Linked DNA regions of Homo sapiens: regions 1 and 3 are each linked to region 2. The links are chromatin contacts, found by Hi-C or POLR2A ChIA-PET in ENCODE. All regions are on one chromosome and are shown on one strand. Each heading gives the region's core, a stretch centred on a gene start or an enhancer-like site at or near the end of the contact. The rest is flanking DNA. Distances are from core to core; before and after follow the strand shown.

Region 1 (4,292 bases), core at 1,772-4,271, 460 kb after region 2:
GCCCCTCGGCTCTGGCCTGCCCCTCGGCAGTGTGGTCTCCCACGGACGAAGGCTCCACGTGCCGCACGGGTCTGGGCTGATCAAATCACCTCTGTCATCACCTGCTTTAGCAACAGGGTGGGAAAGGCCGGGCAGTGCCTGGATGAAGGCACAGGAGGCCCCCTACCTTCTGTGAGCGCCCCCCGTCCCCCGCACAGCGTGCCTCAGTTTCGCCACACTCAACGGCCATGGACCTGAGCCCATGAAGCTCAAACCACGGCCCCAGCACCCTCAGGTGACCGAACTGCATGCTGGGAATAAAACCAACTCATGCACCTTGACCAGTACCGGCCCACAGAACCTTCCAGATGATGCGCACACCTCCCACCGATGCTGGTCCACACCAGCCACCAGCCATGTGTGGCTCCTGGGCACTTGAAATATGTCTAAAGGGAAAACACAACTCAATTTTTCTCTTTTTTTCTTTTTCAGAGACAGGGTCTCACTCTGTCACTCAGGCTGGAGACTCCAACTCCTGGGCGCAAGCAACCCTCCTGCCTCAGCCTCCTGAGTAGCTAAGACCACAGGTGCATGCCACCACACCCAGCTAGTTTGTGTATTTTTGGTAGATATAGGTTTTGCTATGCTGCCAAGGCTGGTCTTGAACTCCTGGCCTCAAGTCATCCTCCTGCCTCAGCCTCCCAAAGTCCTGGGATTACAGGCATGAGCCACTGCACCTGGCCCCAGAATTTTCTAATATTACTTTTTAAAAATGTTCCCTTAGAAATTCACAGTTTCTATCATTCCACATGGCTCATTTTCTTTTTTCTTTTTTTTTTTTGTTTGAGATAGAGTCTTGCTCTGTCACCCAGGCTGGAGTACAGTGGCACGATCTCAGCTCACTGCAACCTCCGCCTCCTGGGTTCAAGCAATTCTCCTGCCTCAGCCTCCCAAGTAGCAGGGATTACAGGCATGCGCCACCATGCCCAGCTAATGTTTTTGTATTCTCAGTAGAGACGGGGTTTCACCATGTTGGCCAGGGTGGCCTTGAACTCCTGACCTCAAATGATCCGCCCACCTCAGCCACCCAAAGTGCTGGGATTACAGGTGTGAGCCACCGCACCTGGCCGATTCATCTTCATTTGTTTCCCGCCAGCCCCAGAACAGCCTGGGGCAGACATTCTTGTTTCTTTTGTTCACTTGTCCATTAGCAGTGCTCTAAGCGCAGAGCCCAGCACACAGGAAGTGCTCAAGAAAAGGATTGTTGAATGAATGAATGAGCCTCATCCAGAACACAAAATTCACCCAACTGCACTGCTGAATCCTTTGGTCTCTGACTAGCTTCCACCTCGTAAATCAGGAGTGGACAAGCTTTCCTGCCAAAGGCTGGAGTCTCTGCTCCCACTACTCAACTCTGCCCTTCTGGTGTGAGAGCAGCCACTAACCGTATGTGAATCATTTGGCTGTGTGCCGTAAACCTTTACTTACCAACACTGAAATCTGAATTTCATACCTCTTTCAGGTGTCAGAAATGTTCTTTTTCACCCACCCCCATTTAAAAATGTGAAGTCCATTCATAGCTCCCAGACCTTAAAAAAACAGCCAGGGGCAGGGTTTGGGGGGCCCTAGCTTACCACCTCTGTTTTACTTTATTTATTTCTATTTATTAATTATTATTATAATTATTGAAACAGAGTCTCACTGTGGTCCAGGCTGGAGTGCAGTTGCGTGATCTCAGCTCACTGCAACCTCCGACTCCCAGGTTCAAGTGATTCTCCTGCCTCAGTCTCCTGAGTGGCTGGGATTACAGGCCCATGCCACCACACCCGGCTAATTTTTGTATTTTTAGTAGAGACAAGGTTCCACCATGTTGGCCAGGCTGGTGTCCAACCTCTGACCTCAAGTGATCCACCCACCTCGGCCTCCCAAAGTGCTGGGATTATAGGCGTGAGCCACCGCACCGGCCACTTATTTATTTTTGAGACACAGTCTGGCTGTGTTGCCTAGGCTGTATCCTCCCACTTTAGCCTCCAAGAAGCTGGGGCTACAAGTGTCCACCACCACACCCAGTAATTTTTTTTTTTTTTTGAGACAGTCTCGCACTGTCACCTGGGCTGGAGTGCAGTGGTGCGATCTCGGCTCACTGCAAACTCTGCATCCCGGGTTCAAGCGATTCTCCTGCCTCAGCCTCCCGAGTAGCTGAGATTACAGGCGCCTGCCACTATGCCCAGCTAACTCTGTTTTGTTTTTGTTTTTGTTTTTGTTTTGTTTTTTCATTTTTAGCAGAGACGGGGTTTCACCATGTTGGCCAGGCTGGTCTCGAACTCCTGGGCTCAAGCGATCCTCCCGCCTCATCCTCCGAAAGTGCTGGGCTTACAGGCCTGAACCACAGCGCCCGGCCTCCACCCCTGTCAGAAGAACCCTCTGAAAATCGGTCCCACTCTACGGAGGAGTAGAGGGAGACTCGGAGAGGATACGGACCGTGCCCATGTTGCGGGGGTTCCCAGGGCGTGGGGTCAGGAGTTAGGGGTGTGCTTCTCTCCCGTCCCCTTGCTGCCGGGGTCTCAGGTCCGCTTTTCCCCGGGACCGGGCTCCCCCTACCTTCCGGGGCCAGGATGGTGAACACTGGATCCTCTGCCGGCGCACCCCGCACATCCTCCAGGATCTGCTCCACCGTGGGGGGCGCTGGGCGGGTGGGCAGCAGCACGCGCTTCTTTGCCTTGGAGCCCATCTCTGAAGGCGGGGAAGGGGGCGCTGACCGGGGCGTCCACCTCTCCGCCCTTGCCCGGGCTGCTCCTCCCGCCCAGCGAACTCGTACGCACCCGTCGCGGTCCCGCTCCCGGGGAAGCCCGCCCTGTCCCGCCCCTCTGAGCTCGCCCCAGGCCCTGACCCTCCCTCCGCCCAAAAACACGGTGGCCAAGGCTTCAGGGTCTGGCTCAACCTCTGCCTCAGTTTCCCCGCGGTCACCCCAGTCGCCGGCCTCTTCCCACCTGGGCGCGGGACCCGAAAGCCCAGCGTCGACGACGCAGCCACTTCCGATTCCGGTCGGAGCACCGCCCCGTCCCCGAACACGTGACACACACTTCCGGCCTCCTCTCCCGCCGGCCCGCCGCTCATCGCGGGGCTCCGCCCCGTCTTAAAGGGATAGTGCCCTTGAGACTCGGATCTCAGCCTCTCAGGCGAACCCGAACCTGGACGCGCTACGATGAGAGCGAGTTCGAGTCCAGGCTCCACTGGCTGGGTAGAAAAGCATCCGAGGCTCGTCTTTCTGAAAAGGGGAACACGGCACTAGGGGACACGCCACCCATGTGGCTGACGGGAGCACAAAATTGCTGTCCACCTAAGGGAGCCTGGTGGTGCATGAGCACTCGGCGGCCGGAACACAGCGGGGGCGGGGCGGTCGCGGCGCCTCCACTTCCGGCCAAGGCGGGTCCTCCCACCTCGGGGACGGTGCTGGAGGTCACCTTTTCCTCTCCGCTGATGCCTGGGAAGGCAGAAAGAGCAGAGGGCCCTTTTCCTCTCTCAGGGGCTTTATTGAGATGCAGTTTACATACCATAAAGTTCTCCTGTTTATTTCGTTTTGTTTTGTTTTTTTAGAGACAGAGTCTCACTGTGTCGCCCAGGCCGGAGTGCAGTGGCGTGATCTCAGCTCACTGCAACCTCCGCCTCCCGAGTTCAAGCAATTCTCCTGCCTCAGCCTCCCGAGTAGCTGGGACTACAGGCGCCCGCCACCACGTCCGTCAAAATTTTTTTTTGTATTTTAGTAGAGATGGGGCTTCACTGTGTTGCCCAGGCTGGTGTCAAACTCCTGAGCTCAGGCAATCCGCCCGCCTCAGCCTCCCAAAGTGCTGGGATTACGGGCGTGAGCCACCGCGCCCGGCCAAATTCGCCTGTTTAAACTGTAAATTCAGCCTGGGCGCGGTGGCTCATGCCTGTAATCCCAGCACTTTGGGAGGCCGAGGCGGGCAGATCACTTGAGGCCAGTTTGAGACCAGCCTGGCCAACATGGTGAGACCCCGTCTCTACTAAAAATACAAAAATTAGGCTGGGTGTGTTGGCTCACGCCTGTAATCCCAGCGCTTTGGGAGGCCGAGGTGGGTGGATCACGAGGTCAGGAGATCAAGACCATCCTGGCTAACATGGTGAAACCCTGTCTCTACTAAAAATACAAAAAGAAAAACAAAATTAACCAGGCATGGTGGCGGTTGCCTGTAGTCCCAGCTACTCAGGAGGCTGGGGCAGGAGAATGGCATGAACCCGAGAGGCAGAGCTTGCAGTGAGCCGAGATCGTGCCACTGCACTCCAGCCTGGGC
Region 2 (4,623 bases), core at 2,124-4,623:
GGTATTTGACTGACCCACAGACCGACGGACACACAAGCCCGCGGAGCCACACTCTCCTCCCAGGTGGGACACAGAGCCCTCAGCCCCAGCCAGGAAACACTACCTGGGGCTCCCCTTTGTCCACCCGGGGTGCTTCCTGCCTCCAGGCCACCGGGGCCTCTCCTTCCACTGCAGCCTCACAGTGGCCTCAATGTGACAGGTCCCCCATTCAGAGCAGGGCCCCTGGGGTCTCACATACCCCGTCTTTAATCGTCACGACCCCACAAGAGGAGCCCCATTACTCCCTGTGGCTAGGCGCGGGCCCCTGCCCATGTCCAGGGGTGCTGAGTCGAGACCCCTTCACCCTGTGGGCATCCACTTGGTGGTCACCTGGGTCCAGAGCCCAACCGCACAGGTGCAGGCACCCAGTGCCCCAAGATGGACAGTCTCTGCCACACTGGGCTCAGGGCCATGAAGGCCAGCAGAGGTGGATACTGAGGCTGGATGGAGGTCTCCCGAGGGCCCCTGGAACACAGGCCCCTGCCGCCTCCTCTCTCCCCAGCACCTGGCACTGCCTGGCATTTCCTAAAGCCACCCAGGCATGGATGAGGGACCGGGGGGCTCCATGCTGGCTCAGAGCTGGGAGATCCTGGCATTTCCTAAAGCCACCCAGGCATGGGTGAGAGCTGGGGGACTCCATGCCAGCTCAGGGCTGGGAGCTCAGCTGCACAGATGCCACAGGATGAAGCCACCTTGAAGGGATCATACCAGGGAGGACCTGGCTCTCTGCAGGGAGACCCCCGGAAGCCAGGCAGGCAGGAAGCAGAGGAGCCTTCTGGAACTCAAGGCAGCCTCTGAAATCAGGCAGTTCCAGCCTGCACTTTGCAGATAAGTAAAAGTGAAGGCAGCAGGGTCAGATTCTGTGCCACCAGATTACCGGGTGGAAAATTCACAAAGAACAGATTTCCCCACCCAGGCCAGGCATGGTGGCTCACGCCTGTAATCCCAGCCTTTTGGGAGGCCGAGGCGGGCAGATCACCTGAAATCAGCAGTTTGAGACCAGCCTAGCCAACATGGCAAAACCCAGTCTCTACTAAAAAGACAAAAAAATTAGCCGGTTGTGATGGTGGGCACCGGTAATCCTAGCTACTCCGCAGGCTGAGGCAGAAGAATTGCTTGAACCCAGGAGGTGGAGTTTGCAGTGAGCCGAGATCAAACCACTGCACTCCAGCCTGGGTGACAGAGCAAGACTCCATCTCAAAAAAAAAAAAAAAAAAATTCACCACCCAGAGATCTCACAGTCCAAAGCCCTCTGCTGAGAGAGGAGGGATTGGGGTTACTGAGAACCTCCCAAGAGTCTCCACCCTACACAGAAGACGGGGAACTCCAGCTCTGGCCCAGCCCCATCTGACCACCTGTGAGTGGTATTGGCCTGGAGATGGAGCCGGGTAGGCTTGATCCCTTTCCAAACCGGGACATGGTGGGACCAGGGCCCAGGCGACAGGGATGCACCTCCCAAGGAGGCTGAGCTCCGTCGGGGGAACCTGGCCTGGCACCCAGCACACACCCTCCACAAGCCTAAGGACACAGTGGCTCCATCCTGTTCCCAGGCTACTCCATGGAAGGAAAACCCACGTCCACAGACCAGCCTCCGTCCACAGTTTCAGGCCCCGTCTGTGGACCCCAGAGCCGGGAAAGGCCGCCTGCCTGCGTAACCCTTCACAGCCCTGCTCAGGTGCCTACTGAGGCGACCATGCCACTCTGGGGGGCTGCAGGGAGGAAGGTGGGAAGGATGATGGGCTGAGCTCTGGCCTGGGGAGGCACGGATCTGGAGGCTGGGGGGCCTTCCGTGAAGTGGCAGCAGGCTGGGACCCACACCCAGGTCCGCAGGACGGCCAAGGTCCAGCTCCACTTGCCGAGCCCAAAAAAGCAGCCAGCTCCTGACCAACCTGTGTCAGGCTGGGAACTTGCCCACGATCGCAGCCTGGCCCGCCAGCATCGGACCCCTCTTTGCAGGCTAGATCCAAAAAGCTCACGGCGCAACTTCAGCAGCCCCCAAGCCCCGGCGCGGCGGTGTTCTGATGCAGAACGAAAACGGCCACGTCCCCATTTCGCCAGGTGGCCCAGGACCCCGGCCAGCTTGTTTTCTGAGGGGCTGCAGCTGCTACTGAGCCCCTCTTGTCACCCAAGCAAGACTCCTTCTCAGAGGGAGTCAGGCCGATGCCTGTCCTGCACGGCTGAGACCTCTGCCATCTGAGGAGGGCGGGAGGGGGACAGAGCCCAAGACGCGGAGGCCGGTGCCTCATAGGGGAGGCACGGGCGACAGACCCACAACCTGAGCTCCTGAAGCAGGAAGGGAGTGGGGACCCAGCGGAGGAAGAGGCCGGGGATGGGGTGGTACGCTGCTGCCGGTGACTTTGCCGCTAACCCTAGCGAGGTGACCTCAGCTAAGTCACATTCCCCTGAGGCTCAGGAGCGGGGAACGCAGCTGAAAGGCTACAAGGAGGGAGAGAGGGGAGTGGGGAGTCGACTTCCAGGACAGGGGTTGGTCCGAGGGAGACCTGCGTCAGGCTGGGTTCTGGGCCAGCACATTGGGAGGGGAGAGAGGCCTCGGAACTGAGGGTCTCAGGCGGCACAGTCAGGGGTCAAAGGGCGGGAGGTGCTACCTCGCAGGCCAGGACCGGACTCCAAGCCTGGGTAGGTGGGGACCTGGGAAAGGCGGTCGCCGGGGACAGGATGGGCCCTGGAGGGAGCTGACAGTGAGGTTTCCAGAGTAGAGAACAGCGGCTTCTAGTGCAGCGGGATCCGGCCTTCCCGGGTGGACGTCCCCGGGCGGGATGGGGTCACGAGACGGTGTCCCTGGCCAATCCCAGGGTCAGAGGTCGCGAGGGAGAGCCCTAATCGGTAGGGCCGGGTATAGGCCTCAGGGTGCAGGGTGGCGCTCGCTGTCCCCAGCGGGGCCAGGGGTCGCGGTCGGAGGTAGCAGACTTGGGGGTCGGGACAGCCGCTGGGGTCAAGGGTCGGGGGTCGGGGCCGCGGTCACCTTGAGCAGCACGAAGAACTCGAAGAGACGGCGGAAGGCGGGCGGGAAGAGCCGCGAATAGGTGACAGCCATCTTGAAGAACAGCGCGTGGAAGAGCCGGTCGCGCACGTTGATGAGGGGGTTGGGGTTGAGATTGGGGGTGCGAGGCCCGCGCGCGGGGGCCGGGCCGCCGCCGCCGCCGTTGGGCCCGGGCCCCGGAGCTGCGGGCTCCACGTGCTCCGACATGCCTCCCAGCGTCGCGCCCTAACGACCCGCAAGTGTCCGAGGGCGCCTCCCGGCCGCCATCGGCCGCCCTCGCAGCCGCCGCTCTCCTCACGGCCTCCCGGCCGCCGCCGCCATCTTCCGCTTTCTCGTCCGGCTGCGGCGCTGCTGACGCTAGCGAGTCGCCACGCCGGGCAAGAGCGGCCCCCCTGCGCCCGCAGAGAACGCTGGGATGCCAGCGGCGCCCGCGGAGGCCTCACCCCCTACCTCGGCCGCTCCAGGGGGCGGGCCTGCATCTGGGCCACCTCTTTTGCATATTGGCACCCACAATCCACCGCGGCTATGAGGCCAGTATAAGGCGGTAAAATTACGATAAGATATGGGATTTTACGTGATCGAAGACATCAAAGTAAGCGTAAGCACGAAAGTTGTTCTGCAACATACCACTGTAGGAAATTATGCTAAATATGAAACCGACCATAAGTTATCCTAACCAAAAGATGATTTGATTGAAGGGCTTAAAATAGGTGTGACAGTAACCCTTGAGTCGTGCTCGCTTCGGCAGCACATATACTAAAATTGGAACGATACAGAGAAGATTAGCATGGCCCCTGCGCAAGGATGACACGCAAATTCGTGAAGCGTTCCATATTTTTGCTGTAGTCTACAGCTCGTCACCTCGTTTGGCTTCTCTTGCCCGGATCCTGCCATGACGTCACAGGGCCAGTAACGTCATAGTCTTCCCGTGTCCATCTCCTGTGGCGCCACTAAGGTTGGCGGTAGAACAATCTGGCAGTCTCTACTCCTGCGTGGCGCTGTGCCACCTGCCCCCGTAGCTTCGCGCAGCAATGAATAAATAAGTGCTCTTCAGGGGCACTTACTGAGTGCCGGCTGCGTACACAAGAGGATACTATGGTTTTTGGGTTTTTTGGTTGTTTGTTTGAGATGGATTCTCGCTCTGTCGCCCAGGCTGGAGCGCAGAAGCGCGATCTCGGCTCTCTGCAACCCCCGCCTCCCGGGTTCAAGCCATTCTCCTGCCTCAGCCTCCCAAGTAGCTGGGATTACAGGCATGCGCCACCACTCCAGGCTAATTTTATATTTTTAGTAGAGACGGTTTCTCCATGTTGGTCAGGCTGGTCTCGAACTCCTAACTTTAGGTGATTTGCCCGCCTAGGCCTCCCAAAGTGCTGGGATTACAGGTGTGACCCACCAAGCCCGCCAAAAAAAAGTTTTGTGTTGTTTTTTTTTTTTGAGACGCAGTCTCACTCTGTCGCCCAGGCTGGAGTGCAGTGGCGTGATCTCGGCTCACTGCAACCTCCGCCTCTTGGGTTCAAGCAATTCTCTGCCTCAGCCTCCTGAATAGCTGGGATTGCAGGCTTCCGCCACCACACCCGGCTATT
Region 3 (4,666 bases), core at 112-2,611, 330 kb after region 2:
CAGTCGCTGAGGTTGCTGGGATCGACCGAAGACACAAACCTTCTATTCCCGCAAATGTGAGAAGGAAAAAGAAGTTAGAGCCGGCTTTGCTGTCGCCCCTTCCCCTTGAAGAGTCGGGGCCAGTGCGTGACGAATGCTGCTGTAAGTCTTTTAATTTTTTCCTTTTTTGAGACGAAGTCCCACTCTGTTGCCCAGGCTGGAGTGCAGTGGCGCGATCTCCCCTTACTGCAAGTTCCGCCTCCCGGGTTCAAGCGATTCTCCTGCCTCAGCCTCCTGAATAGTTGGGATTACAGGCATCGCCACCACGCCCGGCTAATTTTTCTATTTGTAGTAAAGACGGGGTTTCACCATGTTGGCAATGCTGGTCTCGATCTCCTGACCTCATGTGATCTGCCCGCCTCGGCCTCCTGCTGGGATTACAGGAGTGAGCCTGTATCTTTTTTATAGAGATGGGGTCTCGCCATGTTGCCCAGGCTGGTCTCCAATCCTTGGGCTTAAAGGATCTGCCAATTCGGCCTCCTTTGCTTTTAAAGAACTGTGGGGGCTGGCGAGGTGGCTCAGGCCTGTAATCCCAATACTTTGGGAGGCCGAGGCAGGCCGATCACCTGAGGTCAGGAGCTTGAGAGCAGCCTGATCAACATTTAGTATTCTCTACTAAAAATACAAAAATTAGCCGGGTGGGGTGGCGCGCACCTGTAATCCCAGCAGGAGGAGGCTGCAGTGAGCTGAGCTCGCGCCACTGCACTCCAGCCTGGGTGACAGAGCGAGACTCCGTCTGAAAAAAAATCAAAAACCGCTCAGGGAAAGGCCTGACACTGATGGAGCGACCGCTCCGGGGCTCCCGCCACCCGCGGCTGTTTCCGGTGCCCCCCGGGGTCTTGGGACCCTCCCAAGGTGGGTCCTGCTCTAGTTCAGAAGCTTATGACGCCTTTGCGGGGATGCCTGGCTTTGGGATCGGTTGGGATCTGCTGGAATTGGGTCCGTGGCGCGCAGCTCCCGGGCTGGGAGGTGCCGTAGGACCTGGAAGATTCTCGAAAGTTCTGGAAGGTTCTCTCAGGGATCGCCGCGGGCGGGGGAGCCTGTTTTCCCACCGAGACCCGCGAGGGCGGTGTCCGGGGTCTGACTGCAGGACAAAGGGCCGGGAGCGCGGGAGGGCGGCGCCCGGGAGCGGCCACACATGCCCCGCCAACCGGTCTCCTCAGGCAGCACTCCCGGGAAAAAGGGGTAGACGCGCGGCGGAAGGGGCGGGGCCGGCGCGCGGCCGTGGACGCCGGAGAGGGCGAGGCCGGCGCTCCTTGGGAGCGCGCGCGTCCCATTGGGCAGCGGGCGGAAGGGGGCGGAGCTTGGCGCCGCCGCGAGGCAAGCCCCGCCCCCGGCCCCGCGGGGAGCGGCGGCGGCGGCGGCGGCGGCGGTGGCGGAGGCGGTGAGCGCGGGCGGCGCGGACGGCAGCGGTTGGCGGGCGGGTCCTCCGCTGTTGCGGCCGCTGCGGCCTCCTTGCCCGGGCTTGGGGCGCCGCGCTGGGGAAAGCCGGGGGCCCGGTGAGCCCGCGGGATGCGTCCCCTCGGTTCCGCCGGGCGGGGCTGAGGCGAGGAGGCCGGGCCTGGGGGGAGGGGGGGCCCCGGCCTAGAGACTCCTCCGGGAGCGCCCGGTCCCTACCGCCGTGGGTCCCCCACTCTGCCCGGACCCCCTTTTCCGCCCCTGGCGCCGTGGGCCCCTCACTTTGCCTGGACTCCTTTTCCCGTCCCTGCCGCCCGGACCCCATCTCTTGCTTGGACCCGCTCCCCCATCCTTGCTGCCTGGACCCCTATCTCCTTCCCTGGATCCCCCTCACGTCTGCCGTGAACCCCATCTCTTGCCTGGACCCCCATCTGCTTCCCTGGATTCCCCACCCCCAACCGTGAAATCCCCCATCCCTGCCACCTGGACCCTCCGCTCCACCTCCTCCGTGAGCCCTCGTTCTTGCTCCCTGAGCCCCCCCGCTTCTGCTGTGACCCCCTTCTCTGTTGCCTGAATCCCCCGTTCCTGCAAGCCGCAACCCTTCCTCCGCCATGAAATCTTGTCCCTGCTGCCTGGACCCCTACTTCTGCTGCTGCTGTGATCCCCTCTCTTGCTGGAAACGCCACCCCTACCTCTGCTGGGAACCTCCTCTTCCCTGCTGCGGGGACGCCCCCCTCCGTTGTTGCTAAATTCCACCCCCACCCCCAAACCTCCTTTTCATTTCTGTCAACAGCCAAGCCAGTCCTTCCCATTGATGCTGTGAACGGTCTGCAGCTGTCCCCGTTCTTTCAGGGACATGGCAGCCAAAAGAGCAGTCGTTTTTCCGCTCTTATTTTTGTGTGTGTGCTGTGGTCAACTGTTAACTCCCCAAATTGGGGAGGGTTGTGAGCTTTGATTGTGTAAAATGCCTCTCCTGCCGAGGTCGGAGGCAGGTCTTCCGCACGGAGATGATTTATTCAGGAGCCTTTTAAAACTGATCTAGATAGAACCTTTGGGAGGGACTGTGCTGTATTTTATTTATGAAAAAATGCAGGCGCCTCCCTGGATACCGAGCCCCGTCGTTTCTGTTTGTCAGTCTGCTTTTTGGCATTGAGCATCTCAATGCAAGATTGTGGAATTAAACCATCTACTTGAGGCTAAGTCGAGCTAACCTTTGCCCCTGAGGGCTGTGTCTGCGTTAACATCGCCAGCAAACAGTTGTATAAACCACCGTGCAAATTTCGTTCCAGGACACATTGGCGTGAGACCTGGGAGTACGTTGTGCCAAATCATTGCCACTTGCCACATGAGTGTAAATGATGGCGGATGCCAAGTATGTCCTCTGCCGATGGGAAAAGCGATTATGGCCTGCGAAGGTGACAGCCATTATTCTGTAACTTCAGGACTTAGAAATGACTTTCGGGTGACAAGTAAAATCTTGATCAGGAGATACCTAGGATTTGCTTCAGTGAAATAATTGAGCCAGAACACGGTTGGCACTGATTCTCGTTCCCCATTTAATGGGGTTTTGGTCTAGTGCTTCCAAGGTTACACTTCCAGAAATGTCTTTTTTTTTTCACACTAAAAAAAAAAAAAGAATCAGCTGTAAAAAGGCATGTAAGGCTGTAACTCAAGGAAAGATCTGGCAAGCAGCCCTGTGATAGTAAATTATGGTCGTGTTCAGGGAATGCTTTCCAGCAATTCAGTAGACAGTGCTCAGCTGCAATGCAAAAGCCCAGGTCCTTGTCTTTGTCTGCCACTGGCCTCTCATGCCTCAGTTTCCCCATCTGTGAAACAATGGGGATTGGACCAAATATCTGAAATCCCATGGTTATAGGCCTTCAGGATTACCTGCTGCATTTGTGCTAAAGTTTGCCACTGTTTCTCACTGTCAGCTGTTGTAATAACAAGGATTTTCTTTTGTTTTAAATGTAGGTTTTGGCCCGAACCGCGACTTCAACAAAAAATAAGAGAAGAAAGGAATATTTTCTAGCTGTGCAAATCCTCTCTCTAGAGGAAAAGTTAAGTGTTGTGTTGTTTTAATACTGTTTTTTCCCGTGTAGATTTCTGATACTTCAATCCCCTACTCCCCCAAAACAGTTGAAGCCCAGCCCACTCTTAATGGGCTTATTCACCATTTGTGTAATTCATTAATGCTCATAATAACCTCATGAGAAAGCAACTAGTTTGATTTTATGTCAGTTTGGAAGCTGAAGATCCAAACGAGGCATTCTGTGAGATCTATGGAGAGATTGGTACAAACACTGAATACATGTAAATTATACTCAGGGTAGACCCTATTTGTGGTTAAAATAGGGATATTTCCTTTTTTTTTTTTTTTTTTGACTGTTTCTTAATCAGTGCCATGCCAGGAAAATAGGGATGTTTCCTTCCCAGAGATCTGTGTGTCTTTTTTCAGAAACGTCTGTGACAGGCCCATCAATTTTGAAATATTTGGTTTTTGAGCCTGTCACTCTAAACCAGCGTTTAACGTTCAAAAGGCAAATAACTGATGACCAGGCGGCACATTGTTCTGCTCCGTGAGTGTCTGGCACTGGGAAAGGTGTAGATTGTCTAGAATGACAGCAATTCCGACGCCCCAGTCAGTCCTGCGTGATTGTGGCGAGGGCGCGTCTGGCACCGGGAAGGTGTAGATCATCTAGAATGACGGCGATTCCGACGCCCCGGTCAGTCCTGCGTGATTGGCGAGGGTGCATCTGTCGTGAGAATTCCCAGTTCTGAAGAGAGCAAGGAGACTGATCCCGCGTAGTCCAAGGCATTGGCTCCCCTGTTGCTCTTCCTTGTGGAGCTCCCCCTGCCCCACTCCCTCCTGCCTGCATCTTCAGAGCTGCCTCTGAAGCTCGCTTGGTCCCTAGCTCACACTTTCCCTGCGGCTGGGAAGGTAATTGAATACTCGAGTTTAAAAGGAAAGCACATCCTTTTAAACCAAAACACACCTGCTGGGCTGTAAACAGCTTTTAGTGACATTACCATCTACTCTGAAAATCTAACAAAGGAGTGATTTGTGCAGTTGAAAGTAGGATTTGCTTCATAAAAGTCACAATTTGAATTCATTTTTGCTTTTAAATCCAGCCAACCTTTTCTGTCTTAAAAGGAAAAAAAAAAAAAAACCATTCACCAGGGTTCTTGCTGCCTGTAACCTCAGGCAGATGAATTCCTAGTTGGCTGT

What was found. A loop is a pair of places that touch in the nucleus more often than their neighbours do. ChIA-PET counts read pairs that join two places held with the same protein, here RNA polymerase II (POLR2A). Pooled maps may share reads with other maps.
Region 1: a pooled map shows a loop between it and region 2 (6-fold over the local background). The contact joins the promoter of C19orf25 here to the promoter of TMEM259 in region 2. A Hi-C loop is called at or near these places in 6 of 50 pooled maps.
Region 3: a pooled map shows a loop between it and region 2 (14-fold over the local background). The contact joins the promoter of PWWP3A here to the promoter of TMEM259 in region 2. A Hi-C loop is called at or near these places in 5 of 50 pooled maps. POLR2A ChIA-PET finds 5 or more read pairs at or near these places in 2 of 52 experiments (HEK293 and activated naive CD4-positive, alpha-beta T cell).

What each region holds. Positions count from the first base shown.
Region 1 is chr19:1,476,194-1,480,485 of GRCh38, forward strand. It overlaps C19orf25 (chromosome 19 open reading frame 25), which reads right to left and starts at 3,022. Exons shown (of 3, transcript NM_152482.3): 1 at 2,970-3,022; 2 at 2,581-2,712. The coding sequence starts at 2,710. RefSeq lists enhancers at 2,207-2,707, 3,069-3,188 and a silencer at 2,799-2,848.
Region 2 is chr19:1,017,750-1,022,372 of GRCh38, forward strand. It overlaps TMEM259 (transmembrane protein 259), which reads right to left and starts at 3,374. Exons shown (of 11, transcript NM_001033026.2): 1 at 3,023-3,374. The coding sequence starts at 3,247. It overlaps RNU6-2 (RNA, U6 small nuclear 2), which reads left to right and starts at 3,773; the gene lies at 3,773-3,879. RefSeq lists silencers at 658-877, 3,136-3,195, 3,226-3,295, 3,456-3,565 and an enhancer at 1,261-1,860.
Region 3 is chr19:1,353,598-1,358,263 of GRCh38, forward strand. PWWP3A (PWWP domain containing 3A, DNA repair factor) reads left to right here and starts at 1,362. Exons shown (of 14, transcript NM_001369789.1): 1 at 1,362-1,538; 2 at 2,727-2,852; 3 at 3,412-3,497. The coding sequence starts at 2,796. RefSeq lists silencers at 1,021-1,120, 1,106-1,266, 1,151-1,440, 1,501-1,570 and an enhancer at 1,163-2,048.